Regions from separate parts of the Mus musculus genome. Here region 2 is linked to region 1. Evidence: chromatin loops called from intact Hi-C (ENCODE). Cell type or tissue: heart. All regions are shown on one strand. Links, peaks and the distances in the headings refer to the core of each region. The heading gives the core; the rest is flanking DNA.

Region 1 (5,374 bases), core at 81-5,080:
TGTTTTAAATGTTAAAAAGGACTGCAAATTCTTACTTAAAAGAGGAGACATTCAAATCTAAGTATTTTTAAATATCTTTCTCAAATATGTTTCTGCTTTATGTTTTTTTGATGTAACTAATTTAAAAGGAGAAAAATAATGTAAGTGAAGATAAAACATTGCCACGAAGAAGTGACAGGCAAGCCGGGCAGTGGTGGCACACGCCTTTAATCCCAGCACTCGGGAGGCAGAGGCAGGCAGATTTCTATGTTCAAGGCCAGCCTGGTCTACAGAGTTCCAGGACACCCAGGGCTACACAGAGAAACCCTGTCTCGAAAACAAAAACAAAAACAAAAACAAAAAAAGGTGGCAGGCATAAATCTGGGAAAGACCTGGAAAGAGCACATATCTCCACTCGGAATCAAAATCAGCTACAGGTCATCACAGGAAAAGGAAACATACACAGAGAAAGCCTTCTAATGAAAATGGGGTCAGCGGGTGTACGGGCCAGAGCACAAGTGAATGGGCACCAGAAACAAAGCCCACACAGCTCTCTTCTGAGTAATGGGCATGTCTCTGTCTTCATAGGAATCCAAGCTTCTAAGCCATCCCATTTCCTCTACGTCTAAAACTGTGACAATCGACATACTTTAATTTGTCAGAAATCAACCCAGACGTTCTATTTACAGTTTCAGTAAGTATACCCAGCACATGTCATACAAACATAGATTTATGTCAGAATAAACTCAGTTTGCGTGTGTAGTGCATCTGCTCCAACTTGACAAGACATTGTAAAAGCAGCCATGAAAGTTGGCCCACAACTATCTTTTTAGCATTCAGGAGGCTGAAGCAGGAGGACTGCTGTGAGTTTGAGATCATCCTGGGCTACAAAGACAACAAAAGCATCAGCAAGATGGCTCAGTAGCCACCATACCTCAGAGCCAGAGTCCAATTTCCAAGGCCCACATGGCAGAAGGAGAGAAATGACTTCTGCAAGTTGTCCTGTGATCCACATACTCTGTGGTACAGGTGCTCTTGTGTGCATACATGTGCGTGCAAACACACACACATACACACTAAACAAACAAGTAATTATAAAAAGAAGTTGTAAAATAAAAACCAAGAGTAAATCAGACTTCCAGGAAGAACAGTGAATCTAGCAGAACTTAGTGCAGGCCAGGAGCTCATCTTCCTGAACAATCTGTCACTATAAACTTATCGACTTTGATTTCTAGGTACTGCACTGAGACAGGCTGGCTGCAGAGTGCTGGGATTGCAGGTGTGTACTACTGTGTACAGCTAAAGCTTTTGCTGCACATGAAACCAGCTGTTCATGATAGAACATTAAGGGAATACCAAGGAAGAAAATGAAAGTGATATTGATTCTCTTAAAACTAAAAGCTATGGTCTATCAAACCAAATTATGTTTCTAGATAAAAGGTGACCCTCTGAGCAGAGTTCTCCAACACTGTAAACTTAGCTGTCTCTCCTACAGGAACTAGCAGTGAACATGGACTTGGGGTGAGAAGAAAGAAGTAGTCTCCGGGCAGGTCACAGATGCTGGAGATTTATTACACTCTGCCTGACAGTGCACCATTTAATGGATGAAACTGGAACAACACGACCCGGGCCTTATCAAGGGGAGGACAGAGGAGTCTGAGGGCATGGGAGGGCAGAGCACTATCTACCAGGCGGGCAGGCAAGATGCTGCCAGAGGTGGACCATCCCTATCCAACCACATCTCAGGAGTTACTTGGGGAGCCTCAATACAAGGCCCCATGATTGGGATAAAGTGTTTAATTTTACTGCCATGGCAAGAAAAAACTAAAAGCAACGGTGGAATCACTATATATAGCAACATAATAGATAATCTATAAATTAAAGTGAAAAACTCAGACCCTTAGTCTGAACAAATAACTTTCTCTATAGTAAGGACTAGATGGAACCTGCAGTGACTAGCTATAACAGAATTCTTTACCCTCCCGCTATTTAGTTTATAGACACGGGGGTACTTATAAAACTGATGTAACTTGAAAGGCACTAAGTATAAAGACTGGACTAGAGGCTGCAGCCTTACAAATGCAGTCTCCCCTCCCCGTGTGACTTTAACAGAGGTCACTACAGTGATGTTTTGGCTCTTCAGGCAGCTATGCTATGCGGAGCGGCCACTAGGGGTCAGCGGTTCCTTTAAATGGAGCGGTAGAGTTGTTACATGTCATCCCTTTTCAACAGTCATCATGCACACAATGTGCTCTTCTGAGCGTGGGTGAGTCTTCTATGTGTCTGCTGATTGAACGTAGTGACCCAAGCACAGCCCAGAAAGGAACAGCACAACGTTCCCACCCAGGAACACAGGAGACGCCAATTCAGTTCTTACCCCTGACGCTGCTGCCTGTAACTTCAGAGATATTCACACATGGAGGAGGAGCAGTGCCAAGCAAGGCAGCTCAGAGATGAAGCACTGGACAAAACATTCACTGCAAAGGTGATCAGAGCTGCCATGCTCTCAGCCGTGCAGTGAGGTAATGATCATCAGGGCTCATGGTTTTAACCCTGCATGCTCTTTGTAAACTTCACACATGTGTCTTCCCCCACCCCCACTTACCCATCCTAGCCCCCATCCCTGTGGTATTGCTGAAAAGGAAAAGAGCAAGGCTCTGTGACCCACATGACAGGAATTAAGTTTCAGGAAAGGGAGACACTGAAGGAGGACCTAGCTGGGCACACCTCTTTCCTCCAATGTGATGTTCATAGCAAACCAGTAAAGGGGTGGGAACCTTGATAGGGACAAGGAAGACTGCTGGGAACAGGTAGCTCACTCATAAACAAAACAGACCCGGGAAGAACAGCAGCTCAGCTCACCTGCTAAGCCCAATGGCAACAAGGAGGTAACACTGCAGCTCTTCCCACTCTCTGGCCCCCTCCTTCCCTTCCCACCTGTAAAGAGACAAGATCAAGGCTATACAGAACAGAGTATATGTATATATACTTGGTTGCTATGTAGTCCTCACACTCAGGATCCTCCTGCTTCAGCCTTCCAAGTGAAGGCATTACAGGCTTCCTAATCCATCTCATCTCATCTGTATAGTAACACTGACTGGCGATGCTTTTAACAAAGTAGGAGGTCCCTCACAGATGAGACATCAGAAGAGTGTGTCAACTGTCACCTGAGTCCTTATTCAAGGCCCCTGCTCTCCTCCTCACCAAGGACAGATGAAGCTGCCCAAGTCCTTCTGTGCCTTTGCTGAGGAGCTTAGGCCCTGGGACTTACAGAGAGCCTCAGGTCTCCTCACGTCTCTTCACGTCTCCTCGTGTCCGGAGAAAGAGGCCATGAGTGCTGAGTTCCTAACCTGGGAAGGAAGGGGTCAGCAGCCCTGATCAAGTCCCTACACAGATCCTGACCACAGATTTTTCTGGGCCACAGGACACCAGGAAAATAGCTGTGCCAGAGACTAAGGGAACATTTCAGGAACTTCATTCTGCGACTCCAAGAGTGTCTTGTGAGGCAAGAAGAATGGACTCCACCTTCAGGATACGTCAGAGGGGCAGGAAAAGAAGTGGGCTGAGCAGCAGGGCAGCATTAAGGGCTGCAGAGTGAAACTGGCTCGCAGTCACACCCAAAGGCCTTCAGTTTCGGAAGTGAATACAGGACCACTTGATGCCTGTGGGCTTTTAGACAATTCAGGGGGAAAAAGAAGCCCCGAGAGGAAGGACTGGACTTCCTTCTGATAAGACACATGGAGCAGATACAATGATATGCATCCAGTCATGGCTACTCCCATCCTACCCACACCCACAAAAGCACAGACTGGGGGTGGAAGCTGCAGTCTCTCTATTATACGGAAGCCTTGCCTGCAAAGGAGCCTCTAACTCAGGATGAGATGGACAGCACAACCCACAGCAGGGAGCTCCCACATCTCAGAGGCACACACGGGCCTACTTCATTATACTCCAAACATCACTTCTGGTTTCAGTAGCTGGGTTGTCCAGACCCTCTGAGTTTCTCCAGCACTCATTTAGAAGTCTGGAATCCTGTGGTTTTCAAAGTTTGGCACCCAATCCATGTAACGGCAGTGCTGTGCCCTCAGCGGCAGAGGCAGAGGTCGGTCGGAGCTGCTCTTACTCTCCCTGTGCTCCAACTGGCCTTGGCCCTTTACACCAAGGTTCCTATCAATTTAGTTAAAATAAATAACCGAGATCTTGCTGGAATCCTCACATCTACCACTGACGGTGGGTGGCTGCGATTAAAAAAATGGCATATCAATTTAGAGATTAGGAAACTGATTGAATGTTATGATTACAATTCCATCTTAATGGATGATGGCTCAAGGTGAAGCTCTGTCTGTGATTCCAGGGGACTCCTTCTACAGGGAGACAGGGGATGGAGACTACGGTTTGGAGTGGGATGAGGAGGGGGGTCCTTAGAAGCTTGTGGGCCAACTAGCTTGGTATAAGCAAATAACAACAAAGGGAGAGCCTGCCTGGAGGTGGGAGGTCACACCCAAGGCTGTCCTCTGATCTCCTTATATAGACCCACTCACATACATGTACTTGTGCACATCACAAGCCCCAAAGCAAATCCTGCCTACCAATGTACACAAAGTCATATGTTTTATAAAAAGACAAACTGTGACTCTTCTTTTACATTCTTACAGGAAGCTTGTTAGAGAAAATGATATTTCAGGCTCTTCTATAGTCTGGGGCAGTGGGGGGCTAAACCACAAAGTGTTTCCTTTGTTTCTATTAACACAATCATATAAACACGTGTACAGGCTTAAGGCAGAACCCAATGCTGCAGGCCCACGGTGAAAGGCACATGGCTGAGGGGCTGCAGTGTGCAGTTGCCTATGCAGAAGGCACTGGGGTAAATACCCTCCAACAAAACAATGGCCCCACCCACGACTGATAACACAAAAACAAAAACCTTTGCTCACTAGAACATCTTCCTGGGATATGCTATAGAAGTCACCACACCACCACATCCACCATCAACTGAGGTGGGAGCTGTGGTCATCCGCAGTCTAGGAGGAGAGAGAGAGCTCAGCCTGCTCACGTGGTGGGTGTCAGGCCAGACAGGGTGATCTAGTGAGAAAAGGAAGGAAGGAAGGAAGGTGGGTGAGCCCCATCTTCCCTGGGACACAGAGAAACGGAGCTGAAGCAAGAACAGAAGAAAAGCAGACATAACAGTCTGAAACAACATCAACACAGTAAGACGGGGAAGCTCTTCACCAGCATCATCAAAGCACTGGCTCACTAAAGGAAAGGGTCTGGGACCAGAGGACAGGAGCCACAGCAGCTCTTCAGGGGCATTTTCCAATGCATTAATCTTTACAATGCTGGGCAGGGACTGAACTTCTGGCCGCATAAACAAAGCAAGCACTCAGCCATTAGACCA
Region 2 (5,374 bases), core at 200-5,199, 49 kb after region 1:
AGAGAGCTCCAAGCCAGCCAGGGGTAAGAAGGGAGACAAGCAATAACTTTCTCATTAATTTCGTCAATAAGTTTGTTTGTGTGCACACGCATCAGCAGGCCACATGGTAGTCAGAGGGCAACTTGTGGGAACTGGTTCTCTCCTTCCACCAGGATCAAACTCAGGGTTTGGTAGGAAGTGCCCTTTACCTGCCTCATCAGCCCCTCAAAAGCTGTTCTTTAAAAGGGAAACTTCAAGGGGCTGGCGAGATGGCTCAGGGGTTAAGAGCACCGACTGCTCTTCCGAAGGTCCCGAGTTCAAATCCCAGCAACCACATGGTGGCTCACAACCATCCGTAATGAAATCTGATGCCCTCTTCTGGAGTGTCTGAAGACAGCTATAGTGTACTTATATACAATAAATAAATAAATAAATCTTTTTTTAAAAAAAGGGAAACTTCAAGCAACTTCAAGTACTGCAAGAAATCAATTGTTGGTGTGTCCCCACCTGTACACTTTGTCTGCAGTGGGCACGCAGAACGATGCTGGAGCTTGATGCACAGACAGTGCACCTAGACTATGTACTGCAAGAGATATGCAAACACATATACACATGTAAACACACGTGTGAACAGGGAACACCACACATATAGGAAAATTTACATATAGGAAAATTTTAAATTCTTTCAATTTAAATGAAGAATTGGAAAAATCTTCTAGACTAGATTTTCAGAAGTGGTAGGAGAATCATGACATCAGACCCACTGAGCTGCTCCTGCGGAGTGGCCTATCCACGTCCTACGCCCACACTGGAAAGACGTCAGAGTTTAAGAGCAGCAGCAGACATCCACACACAAGTGCACTATTTCTCATCTTTGGAAATTAGTTGACCTTGGAAATTACTTGTTTCATAGTAAATACAAAACTATGTTTTTTTTTTAAAAAAAAAAAAAACCTTAAGGCAGCTATGGTGGTGGCAACATCTGTGATCATAGCACTTGGGAGGTGACAGTAAGACGATCAGAAGCTCAAGGCAGACCAGGTTACAGATCTATTCCAAATCACTACCCTCTTCTCCCCCAAAAAAACAGGTGAAAATAGAGCCAGGGTGACGGCTCTGGAGGTGAAACCATTTGCCACACAACGCCCTGAGTTCCATTCCCAGAAGACCATGGGCAACCTTGCCTGAAGTATACACTGCAGAAACAATAAGAGATCCAGTCTCAACAAGAAAGAACTGACTCCTGCGGGGTGTCCTCTGACCCCTACACATACCACGGACACATGTGTACTATGACATGTGCATGTTCTCTCATGTGCACACACACTTAAATGAATGAATAAATAAGAAGCAAGTTGTCCTCTGTTCTCATGGCTGTCTGGATAGGGATGACAACAAGCAAGGCCAAGTGTGTCTGTGGTGCCAGCAGTCAGGGATTTGAGGCAGAGCGGTCACAGATCTAAGCCTGTTCTGCACACAACACTGTCTTTTGACAGTCTTTTTTTGCAAAAGTAAAATCTTCAAGTTCACAGAGAGAGTTTAAGCAGCAGCAGATGAGGGGTGAGGGGAGTGAGGAAGGAGACAGACAGACAGATACACAGACACACAGAAAGAATGATCTAATACTTATATAACTCCCTAAATAAGAGTCTATCCGGCTGGAGAGATGGCTCAGCAGTTAAGAGCACTAGCACTGACTGCTCTTTCAGAGGGTCTGGGTTCAATTCCCAGAAACCAAATGGTGGCTCACAACCGTTACTAGTCCAATGCCCTCTTCTGGTGTGTCTGAAGACAGCTACAAATGTACTCATATAAATTAAATAAATAAAACTTTAAAACAAAACATACAAACAAAAAAGAGTCTATCCAGAGAGGTTTTATAAGGAGGCTCACTCACCTTGGTAAAAGGTATTCATGGCCAACAGCAAGGCTGGGCAATCTCCACCTGCCACCTAGGAAGGGCCTGAAACCCTAAGCTTCTCAAAGAGCCTCACCACCAACCAAGCCTGTAGAAGGGACCTCACCCTTAGGGAAGGCAAGATTCACCTGAACATTCTCTAGGATCTGTAAATGTCTGGCAGGCTAACAGGTAGACAACCAACCTTCGGTTTTCCATGAGCAAAGTCATGTATCACACCAAAGTGAAACAACCCTGCATCTATAGAAAGCCCCATCTCTAGCCTAACCCGCCAACCACAGTAACCACCTGGCATTAACTAGCTTCTTTGTTAGTTATACTTTATTAACTCGAAAAGTAACAATTACACTAAGCAGGAAACTACCATGCAATTCCTTCAAGTAATTGATAGGACTCCTTCAAGTTGAGAGGGTAAACCTCTGAACTGCACTGCTGCTGCCGGCAAGCCCACCCTGTGTCACATATCAACACTGAACACGTAGCACTCGGATCACAGGAGAGATGAACACAGAAAGCAAGGCCTGCCAGCATCGTGCTGATCCGGACAAGGCAGGCAGAGCTTGGCATTCAGCAAGGCTCAGGCTCAGGTTATTAGGAAGGGATCTCTATCTTATTTTATTATTGTGTATGGTGTGTGTGTTCACATATGCATGTAAGAATACATGCTATGGCATGTATGTGGTAGACAGAGAACAATTTCCAGGACTCAGTTCTCTCCTTCCATAGTGGATTCCAGGTAGTGGACTCAGGCCATCAGTTTTTTTGTGACAAGTGCTTTTATCCACTGAGCCATCTTGTTGGCCCTGGGACTAATATTTTATCAAAATTATACAAGACTAAAAAACAGATACAAAAGTATATTTCTGGTGTTAACCAAGAAGAGGCCCACAATGGTCAGTCGGTCTCTCTCTCTTTCTCTCTCTCTCTCTCACACACACACACACACACAGCTACCAAAGCTCTGAGTTAGACAGAGCAACAATTCTTGGAGAACTAAGGAAAACAGAGAGGGGTGAGGTCCACTGGGGTTCACAGTACAGCACATTTCCTGCTTGAAAAAACAAAAAAAACACCTATCACTTCTTGGCTTTGACCCAATAACGGCCTTCCTTGTGGCCCAATTCAAAAAACATCAAAGTAGACACAAACTAAAACTGTTGACATGACCTTACTCGGGCCAGAGGCCTAAGAGAAGCCCAAGCAAGCCGATAGCACAGGTAAACTTCTCTTTTTGTCATCCTGAACTCAGGGCTTAGGTCTGAACACTTGGCCTGAGGTAACTGTAGGACATTAGCGAAAAAGAGACCCTGAAAGCTCAAGCTGTGAGCACCCGCCCAACCCAGACCAATCTCTACACGGAAAGGAACTGGCTGATCCCAGGCCACAGCAGAGAACTGCTCCAGAAGAACACAGACGTGGCAAAGCCTGGACACCACCCGGGGCAGGACAATACATGCACAGTGGGCACTGCCACTGTGGGGCCAGACGATGCAAGCGCATAGCAGTTCCACCAGCATAGCACAGACAGGAGAAGATCTGAATTAGAACCACCTGCTAACATGGACCTAACTGAAGGGTGCCATGTGGCCACACTGCCTGCTGACCTTAAATGATAAGAACTGGATGCATGCACCTCAGTGGAAAGATGCTAGTCTAACCCATGGCAAGCCCTGGGTACATCCTCAGCACTGAAGATCAGGGAGAGGTTATGCAGAAATGTAAAATAATATTTTTTAAATTTTTTTATTTATACATATATGGGTGTTTTGCCTGCATGTAGGTCTGTGTACCATGTGCATTTCTGGTACCCACAGAGGCTCATAAAAGGTGCTGGATCCCCTGGATATGGAGTTACAAATGACTGTAAACTGCTGAGAATCAAACCTGAAACCTCTGGAGGACGAGTCGGTCCTCCTAACCACTGAGCCATCTCCCCAGTCCCCTAAGGTACTATTTTTTAAACATGCACTATATGCGATTATAGGTGTGTGCCTCTGCCCTAGAAGGTCAGAAGCATGTCTGACGCCTAGAGCTGGAGTTTCGGGCAGCAAGAAACGCCTGACTGTGGGTGCCGGGACTAGCACCCAGGGTCTCTATAAAGACAATACATGCTCTTAGCCACAAAGCCATCTTTCCAGCCCCTAAAACAGTATTTTTAAAGCATCAATCTTTAGCCAAATTACTATCTTTAGCCTTTTAAACTTAACAGTATCACACTCTTTCTATGAAGATTAACTTACAAATTACAGTTTTAAAATACGTGAATTCTTTAGTCAGTGGGAGAATAGTAAGAAATGTGAGCCTTGAGGGAAGATGAGGGTACATCTGATCACCCCATTTACTGTCTCGTGAACTAAATCACTCTGATATACGATGCTGGGGATGGAAATAATTATACACAGGTTAGCCACACGTACCATACTCTTCTAAGCCACTGCACCCCATTCCAGACTCTCTGCATTTTTGCCTATCTAAAAAGTAAATCTGGGCCCTGAAGAGATGGCTCCGAAATTGCTCTATGAGGACCTAAATTCAGTTCCCAGTACTCACTTAGCTAGTTCAAGGAGATCTGATGTGTTCTTTTTATCTCCATGGTTACTACACATACATGATGAGTAGATATATACAGGCAAAACACCCATACACATAAAGGGAAATTATCATCATCATCTAAAAGCAGAGGAGGAGGAAGAGAAGGCAGTGGTGAACCTGGAGTGACCTGGTGGTATACTGAATATACCTGTAGTCCCAGCAGTCAGGTAGCACAGGCAGGAGGATCTCTGTGAGTTAAAAAAACTAGCCTGGTCTATGTAGCAAGGAGCCAGGCAGGGCTACCTAGTGAGACCTTGTCAATAAGTACACCTGGACTGGCACAGCATTCCAACATCCAGGAGTCCAAGGCAGGCAGCTCACAAGATCACAGGGGCAGGAAGTAGTAGATGGGGAGGGGAGGGGAGAGGAGGGAGAATATGAAAACACCAACCTCAGTTTCCCACTAACCTGAGGAAAGATGTTCTCTTGGCCAAGTGAAAGAAGGGAGAGGATGTCAGAGTCTTTTCTCAACTCCACTTTTGCTGCCCCGCCCCCGCCCCCGCCCCCGCCCCCGCCCCCGCCCCAGGAACTCAACAGATCACTCAGGGAGCAGCTCCCTCAGGCCAGCTGCCTCCACAGCTCAGCAGCTGGTAGCCTATCTGTCATGGTCTCCTTGCAGGTGTCAGGTATCTGGGAAGCACTGCTCTGTCCTGTCAAGAGGACAGGGCAGGGATGGTGAACACCCAAGGACGGAGACCGTGGATCAGCAGGAGGTGGGCTTCTCAGGCTGTCCATGCTGTCAGGCAGGACAGCACCCCACACCTCAGCCTGAACCTCTGCAGAAGCAAAGGACATACAAATGACATATAATTTCTTTTCCTTGATCTCTTGCCTTTGCCTCTGTGGTCCCATAAAATAAGAAGAGATTACTGGCCCCAAATAACA

Evidence for each region. Hi-C counts contacts between places; a loop is a spot of excess contacts. Peaks named below come from ENCODE experiments on the same cell type or tissue, not always from the same donor. Only the 100,000 strongest peaks of a DNase experiment are listed, where the experiment ranks them.
Region 2: it touches region 1 in a loop (2.3-fold over the local background); 7 of 42 quality-filtered maps call a loop at or near these places.

Annotation. Positions count from the first base shown.
Region 1 is chr15:100,123,722-100,129,095 of GRCm38, reverse strand. The region is part of intron 2 of Dip2b (disco interacting protein 2 homolog B); the gene reads right to left. Among named protein-coding and RNA genes, the nearest start is that of Dip2b, 88 kb to the right of the region's middle. In heart, for the core only: a CTCF peak has its summit at 2,144 (motif pointing right); DNase peaks (open chromatin) are centred at 2,175, 3,615 and 5,035; H3K27ac peaks cover 900 bases.
Region 2 is chr15:100,074,673-100,080,046 of GRCm38, reverse strand. The region is part of intron 1 of Dip2b (disco interacting protein 2 homolog B); the gene reads right to left. Among named protein-coding and RNA genes, the nearest start is that of Dip2b, 39 kb to the right of the region's middle. In heart, for the core only: no CTCF peak of the experiment used is centred there; no DNase peak of the experiment used is centred there; H3K27ac peaks cover 545 bases.